Regions from separate parts of the Homo sapiens genome. Here region 2 is linked to region 1. A link is an interaction called in ENCODE POLR2A ChIA-PET data of the cell type or tissue named here. Cell type or tissue: MCF 10A. All regions are shown on one strand. Region 1 overlaps RTN4RL1 (reticulon 4 receptor like 1). Region 2 overlaps SLC43A2 (solute carrier family 43 member 2).

Region 1 (4,000 bases):
TTAAAATCCCAGCACTCCTAATCCACTTGGCTCAGATATATTTTTTCTTTTCTTTTCTTTTTTGTTTGAGACAGGGCCTCACTCCGTCGCCCAGCCTGGAGTGCAGTGCCACAATCACGGCTCACCAAAGCCTTGACCTCCCAGGCTCAGGTGATCCTCCCACCTCAGCCTCCCAAGTAGCTGGGACTACAAGCTCGTGCCACCACGCTCAGCTAATTTTTTTTTTTTTTTTTTTTAGTAGAGACAGGACCTCACTATGTTGCCCAGCCTGGTTTGGAACTCCTGGGCTCAAGTGATCTGCCTGCCTCGGCCTCCCAAACCGCTAAGATTACAGGCATCAGCCCCCATGCCTGGCCTGATATGTTTTCTTAAAAAGACAAATTCCAATTCCATAGGATCCCAGGCAGCTTTTGACACTAATGTTTCCATGGGGCTTTTTAAAAGCTTCGGCTATTCGGTGGAGAGCAAACATGTTCACATGCTAACAGTGGTGCTTGGCTCTGCCCTGGGTATTTGCCTCCCTCCCACTTCTTTATAGCGTTCTGTACTTTTCATACTTTCCACAGATGACATATATTACTTTTATAGTAAAAATAAATAAACAAACACAAGAGATTAATTCATGGGCCCGCTCAGCAACCTATTTAAATCCTTATCAAAGTGGAGCATTTGGGAGGCTGAGGCGGGCGGATCACCTGAGGTCAGGAGTTCAAGACCAGCCTGGCCAACATGGAGAAACCCCGTCTCTACTAAAAATACACAAAAACAGCCGAGTGTGGTGGTGTAGCCTGTAATCCCAGCTACTCAGGAGGCTGAGGCAGGAGAATCACTTGAACCCAGGAGGTGGCAGTGCGGTGTGCGGAGATCACACCACTGCACTTCAGTCTGGGCCACAGAGTGAGATTCTATCTCAAAAAAAAAAAAAAAAAAAAGAAGTGGAGCAGAGTTTCCCAGGGGGCCAAAACTGGCCCCTGTCCCTGGCTGCTTCCTGGAGCCACACTCATCAGGCAGGAGGCACTGATGGGGTAAAGTGCTCCACAGGAGCCCCTTGTGACCCACAGGGAGTCACAGTGCAAGAGGCCAGCAGTTTCCTGGGAGCCTCGTGCCTAGGACATTGGCAGCACTTTGGGAGGCTGAGGAGGGAGGATCACTTGAGCCCAGTTCAAGACCAGCCTGGACAACATAAGGAGACTCCGTCCCTACAAAAAAATTTAAAATTATCTGGGTATAGTAGTGCACACCTGTAGTCTCAGCTACCTGGGAGGCTGAGGAGGGAGGATCACTTGAGCTCTGGGGGTCAAGGCTGCAGTGAGCCGTGATCGTGCTACTGCAACTCCAACCTGGGTGACAGAGTGATACCTTGTCTCCAAAAACAACAACAACAAAAACCTAGAAATGAAGCTGACTCCATCTTGGTATTTTTTTCTTTGCATAACTCTGCTTTCCAGAGACTTTAGGGAAAGGGGACTGCTGGGCCTTCCCTCCCTTTTGCCCTGCGGCTGCCTCGTGTGCAGATTGGCTGTGCTGAGGTCTTCCCTCCCTCATGCCCTGTGGCTGCCTCGTGTGCAGATAGGCTGACCTGGTCCACCCTGAGCAGCCTCACACGAGTCACTGCCTCCTTCCAGCTGAGCCTGCTCCAGCCTGAGCTGTGGCTGACGTGCTGGTACACACTGCCCTGGGAGCTGTGTGCCTCAGCCTGGACTGCTGTTCTCCCAGGAAGCTCTAGAACCCACAGTGCAGTGTCTGGGACACAGCTTGTACCCAACAAGCACAGTCATGCATCACTTAATGACAGGGTGTGTTCTGAGAAATGTATCATCAGACCATTTCACTGTGCAAACATCATAGAGTATACTTACAGAAATCTAGATGCTAGAGCCTACCGCACACCTAGGCTATATGGGATAGCCCACTGCTCCTAGGCTACAAACCTGCACAGCACGTGCCTGTGCTGAACACGGCAGGCAACTGTAACACAAGAGTGAGTATTTATGTATTGAAACTGGCCGGCACGGTGGCTCACGCCTGTAATCCCAGCACTTTGGGAGGCCGAGGCGGGTGGATCACCTGAGGTCAGGAGTTCCAGACCAGCATGGCCAGCATGGTGAAAACCCATCTCTGCTAAAAACTACAAAAATTAGCTGGGCGTGGTGGAGAGTGCCTGTAATCCCAGCTATTCAGGAGGATGAGGCAGGAGAATCGCTTAAACCCAGGAGGCGGAGGTTGCAGTGAGCTGAGATCACGCCACTCCACTCCAGCCTGGTGAACAGAATAGGACTTTGTCTCAAAAAGAAAAGAGAAGAGAAGAGAAGAGGAAGCCGGGCGAGGTGCCTCGCGCCTGTAATCCCAGCACTTTGGGAGACCGAGGCGGGCGGACCACGAGGTCAGGAGTTCGAGACCATCCTGGCTAACACGGTGAAACCTCATCTCTACTATAAATACAAAAAAAAATTAGCCAGGCATGGTGGCGGGCGCCTGTAGTCCCAGCTACTCGGGGGGCCAAGGCAGGAGAATGGCATGAACCAGGGAGCGGAGGTTGCAGTGAGCCGAGATCGCGCCACTGCACTCCAGCCTGGGGGTCAGAGCGAGACTCCGTCTCAAAAGAAAAGAAAAGAAAAGAAAAGAAAAGAAAAGAAACTCTGGGAAGGGGCAGTTCCACAAACACCGGGCCCTCGACGCCGTGCAGGAAGCCCTCCCCTCCTGCATGGAGGTGGACCGCCAGGCTCCCCGACAGCTCCAGGTTGCTGGGTAACCCTGAAAATGGAGTGAGGAAAGTTCGACAACTTGCTGACCCAGAGGAAGGAGGAATGGGGTGGCTGAGCAGGAGGTAAAGCGAACCTCAGGGAGGGGCAGCGGCTGACAGTCACTGTGTGCCACAGGCTGGGCTCCCTTTGCTGTGAGCTCCTTGAAGGGCTGGGTTTTCCCCAGTTCTCTCTCAGGCACCCCGCAGGGCAGCAACCCGCAAACTGGGCAAGTGCCTCTGGGGGGCCATTTGGTGGTGGAGCTATGCTGAGACCTCACATTCTTCTTCTTCTTCTTTTTTTTTTTTTTCCTGAGACAGAGTCTCGCCCTGTCACCCAGGCTGGAGTGCAATGGCGCCATCTCGGCTCACTGCAACCTCCACCTCCCAGGTTCAAGCGATTACAGTAGCTGGGATTACAGCTGGGATTACAGGCACCCGCCACCACACCCGGCTAATTTTTGTGTTTTTAGTAGAGACAGGGTTTCACCATGTTGTACAGTCTGATCTTGAACCCCTGGCCTCAAGTGATCCACCTGCCTCAGCCTCCCAAAGGGCTGGGATGACAGGCGTGAGCCGCCACACCTGGCCGAGACCTCACATTCTTCTGAGGATACTTGTCCAGTAATGACACCAGCGGGGGCCAATTGACAGTGATACTAACAAAACATCCGCAAGCCCTTCCCAAGACGCTGCACCTAATTCGGGAACGAGGTTCACTGCAGCCTTCGCCTCCTAGGCTCAAGCGATCCTCCCACCTCAGCCACCCGAGCAGCTGAGACCATAGTCACACAGCACCACGCCTGGCTAACAGCTTCTATTTTTTCTGTAGAGACGGGGTCTTACCAGGTGTGTCCAGGATGGTCTCAAACTCCTGAGCTCAAGCGATCCTCCCACCTCAGTTACCCAAGCAGCTAAGACCATAGGCAGGCACCACCATGCCTGGCTAACATTTTCTATTTTTTTTGTAGAGACGGGGTCTTACCCAGTGTGTCCAGGATGGTCTCGAACTCCTGGGCTCAAGCAATCCTCCCACCTCAGCCTCCCAAAGTGCTGGGATTACAGGTGTGAGCCACGGCGCCGGGTCCTGAACCTAACTCCGTACTCATGACTCGTTTTCATAACGGGGTCCACAAAACCTTTAGGCTCCACCCAATCCGGATCGGAACCCTGCTCCCTCCCGGCTGGGACATGTAAGCTGGTTTCCCCTGGTAGAACCAGGCTGGAATAAGGGCTGGCCGGAGCCCTGAGGCCGAGGAA
Region 2 (4,000 bases), 400 kb before region 1:
TGAGGCAGGAGAATCGCTTGAACCGGGGAGGCGGAGGTTGCGGTGAGCCGAGATAGCACCACTGCACTCCAGCCTGGGTGACAGAGCTAGACTCTGTCTCAAAAAAAAAAAAATTACATAAATTTATGACTAAATAAATAAATTATATTAAAGTAAAGGTAATGAATACTCAAAACTCTGAAAACTCATCACTTCCTGGCCTGGTGCAGTGGCTCACACCTGTAATCCCCACACTCTGGGAGGCCTGGGAGGATCACTTGAGCCCAGGAGTTCCAGACCAGCCTGGGCAACATGTCAAGACCCCATCTCTGCAAAAAAATATAAAAATTAACTGGGCTTGGTGGTACGTGCCCGTAGTCCCAGCTACTCAGGAGGCTGAGGTGGGAGGATCACCTGAGCTCGGGAAGTCAAGGCTGCAGTGAGCCAAGATCCCACCACTGCACTCGAGCCTGGCTGATGGGAGTGAGACCCTGTCTCAAAAAAAAACAAAATGAACGAACAAAACCATGGAAAACCTCATCCCTTCCTAATTATTTTACTTGGTTCACTAGAGCCTGTGCACGCATCAGGCTTTCCTTTTTTTTTTTTTGGAGACAGAGTCTTGCTGTGTAGCCCAGGCTGGAATGCAGTGGCACGGCTCACTGCAAGCTCCGCCTCCTGGATTCAAGCAATTCTCCTGCCTCAGCCTCCCTAGTAGCTGGGATTACAGGTGCATGCCACCAAGCCCGGCTAATTTTTGTATTTTTTGTAGAGACGGGGTTTCACTAGGCTGGTCTCGAACTCCTGACCTCAGGTGATCCACCCGCGTTGGCCTCCCAAAGTGCTGGGATTACAGGCGTGAGCCACCGTGCCCGGCCAGGCTTTTCACATCTACTGTAGAAATACCACGTGTCACTGTGACTCTCCAGTTCCACAGTCAGTGGCAACACATGGGCAGCTGGAAATCAGCCACGGTGAGTGCATGTGCACCGTGGAAGTCGGCAAACACTAGAACCAGGGCCCTGCTGACAGACGTGTATGGGCACAGCACTGAGCAAGAGGTTGCTGACCACGGCCTCGAGCTGCCTTTGCCCACCTCGGACTGTGCTCCAGGGTCTCCCAAGCCTGGTCACCCGGCCCTCCCAGCAGGTGGCTGCCCTCTCACCTCCCTCGTGAAGTGTTTCTTCGCTTTTTGTTTTGTTTTCTTTTTGTGGTTTGTTCTGTTTTGTTTGGTTTTGTTTTGGGACGGTCTCGCTCTACACCCCAGGCTGGAGTGCAGTGGTGTGGTCTCGGCTCACTGCAACCTCTGTCTCCTGGGTTCAAGCGATTGTTCTCCCTCAGCCTCCTGAGTAGCTGGGATTACAGGCATGTGCCACCAGGCCCGGCTAATTTTTTTTTTTTTTTTTTTGAGACAAGGTCTCACTCCGGTTGCCCAGGCTGGAGTGCACTGGTGCAATCTCAGTTCACTGCAGCCTCAACTTCCCGGGGTGCAGTGAGCCGAGATTCTCCCACCTCAGCCTCCTGAGTAGCTGGGACTACAGGTGCACTCCACAACACCTGGCTAATTTTTATTTTTAGTAGAGACAGGGTGTCGCCATATTGCCCAGGCTGGTCCTAGTAAAGTTCTGTCGCTGTCTGTGGGAGGCCCCCTGCCCAGGAAGGCTGCTGCTGGCGGACTCCGCCAACTCCGAGAGGCACTTTTTAAGAGCCATCCTCTTGGCCACCAGGTCCCTGTGGTCGCCTTGTCTTCTGTACACAGCCCTGCCATCCCGCTCAGCAGCCAGGACCTGTTCCCAGGAATGTGGGTGGTGGGGGGGCAGGGGCTGCTCTTGGCAGTGTTGAAAGAGGGCTGTGCCCAGTGCCCACACACACACACACACACGCACGCTGTGCAGGCCTCCCCACCTCAAATGCCTTGTTGCCTTTTTACAACTTTTCTTTCAGTGAGACCTACATAAAACAAAAAGATGACTGTCCCCACTGAGCACTGCCCCTCGACTGGACAAGGCGGTTAGGGCAAAGGTCTGCCAGTCTTGCAGAGAAAGCAGCCCAGGAGGCCAGGGAGGGCCGGAGGGATGCAGCACCCCCTGGGGCCGGCACAAATGTTCCACGGCCCGCTGCGCTCTGCACGCCCAGTGTTGGCACGTACACACAACAGTTCCCACGGTGGGGCACACCTGGGTGTTCAACGTACCTCAAGGCCTCCTGTAAAAAGGGAGGGACTCTTACTTCCCTCCTGGACTTGACCCAAGATGCCATCTGGACTCAGGCTACACCTCTCTGGAAGGAAAAGCCACACTTGCGTCCCTCCACCATTTGTAAATTTAGGGATTGGGCCAAAACCTACTGCTAGACCACTTTCACAGACCAGTGGGTGGAGCCAGGCAGGTGACAAGGGCCACCTTACTCAAAATCTCTGTCAAAAATCAGGTTCCAGAAGCCTCAAAAGTTTGGCAAAGAAATTCAGTTTTTTTTTTTTTTTTTGAGACACAGCCTCACTCTGTCGCCCAGGCTGGAGTGCAGTGGCGCAATCTCGGCTCACTGCAACCTCTGCCACCCGGATTCAAGCAATTCTCCTGCCTCAGCCCTCCTGAGTAGCTGGGATTACAGGCATGTGCCACCACGCCCAGCTAATTTTTGTAATTTTAGTAGAGACGGGGTTTCACCATTTTGGATAGGCTAGTCTCAAACTCCTGACCTCGTGATCCACCTGCCTCAGCCTCCCAAAGTGTTTTGGTTTTTTTTGGTTTTTTTTTCTGAGACAGAGTCTCACTCTGTCATCCAGGCTGGAGTGCAGTGGCGCGATCTCAGTTCACTGCAACCTCCGCCTCCCAGGTTCAAATGATTCTCCTGCCTCAGCCTCCCGAGTAGCTGGGATTACAGGAGTGTGCCACCATGCCCAGCTAACTTTTATATTTTCTGTAGAGACAGGGTTTCACCAAGTCGCCCAGGCTGGTCTCAAACTCCTGAGCTCAAGCAATCCACCTGCCTCCACCTACCAAAGTGTTGAGATTACAGGCATGAGCCACCGGCCTGGAATGAAGCTTTTGAATCCAGATATGAAGCCACCATCAAGGTCTTCCTCCACTCTGTTCAGTGTAGAAACCCCGTGAGACTCTGGTGACAGGGGAGCAGATGCTCCCACCAACACCACAGATTGGCCAGATCTCTTTGGACGTCAGATTCCAGCTGCTTGAGCCGATACAAAACAAGGAACTCTACAGCGACCCCACACACTTCCGGGAAATGGCATGATGGTGGTATCCACGGTTATGCAAGACGCCCCCAAAACCAAGACATGCCTTCCGGGGAGGAGTCCCTTTGCAGAAGACAATCCAGGTGTCCAGCTCACCTGCAGCAGCAAGCACAGAGCCTGGCAGGGAACAGGCCCTCCGCAAATAACAAAGGGCTGGTGGGCTGCTCGGTTGAGTGGAATGAATGAAAGTCATCATCTGAGCTGGGCACGGTGCCTCACACCTGTAAAATCCCAGCACTTTGGGAGGCCAAGGCGGGTGGATCGCCTGAGGTCAGGAGTTCGAGACTAGCCTGGCCAACATGGCAAAACCCCATCTCTACTGAAAATACAAAAATTAGCTGGGCGTGATGGTGCGCACCTGTAATCCCAGCTACTCGGGAGGCTGAGGCAGGAGAATCGCTTGAACCCAGGAGGCTGAGGTTGCAGTGAGCCGAGATCACACCACTGCACTCCAGCCTGAGCAACAGAGTTTGACTCTGTCTCAAAAAAATAAAGAAAGTCATCCGCTTTGTTGATGGCTTCCATGAAACATTACACACTTTTGAGTCTTTACATGTTCCTTCTGACTGCCCCACCTCCCACCTGCCCCTCCCACTCCCCACACCCACCTGGAGAGGCAGGTTGGGAATGAGGCAGGTCACCCCAAAGCCCACGAGCAGCAGGTTGGTGAAGGCGAAGGCCCGCATGGCATTAGTGATCTTCTGGATCTGCCGGTCCCGCTTCTTCTTTTTCTTCTCGCCTCTGTGGAGACACAGAACGTGCAGG

Evidence for each region. ChIA-PET counts read pairs that join two places held together with the same protein. Peaks named below come from ENCODE experiments on the same cell type or tissue, not always from the same donor. Only the 100,000 strongest peaks of a DNase experiment are listed, where the experiment ranks them.
Region 2: POLR2A ChIA-PET joins it to region 1 with 5 read pairs; 4 of 35 experiments call an interaction of 5 or more read pairs at or near these places.

Annotation. Positions count from the first base shown.
Region 1 is chr17:1,980,015-1,984,014 of GRCh38, forward strand. The region is part of intron 1 of RTN4RL1 (reticulon 4 receptor like 1); the gene reads right to left. Among named protein-coding and RNA genes, the nearest start is that of RTN4RL1-AS1, 36 kb to the right of the region's middle. RefSeq lists enhancers at 2,221-3,062, 3,063-3,904. In MCF 10A, no CTCF peak of the experiment used is centred here; a DNase peak (open chromatin) is centred at 1,677.
Region 2 is chr17:1,579,361-1,583,360 of GRCh38, forward strand. SLC43A2 (solute carrier family 43 member 2) reads right to left here. Exons shown (of 14, transcript NM_152346.3): 11 at 3,844-3,976. Among named protein-coding and RNA genes, the nearest start is that of PITPNA, 19 kb to the left of the region's middle. In MCF 10A, no CTCF peak of the experiment used is centred here; no DNase peak of the experiment used is centred here.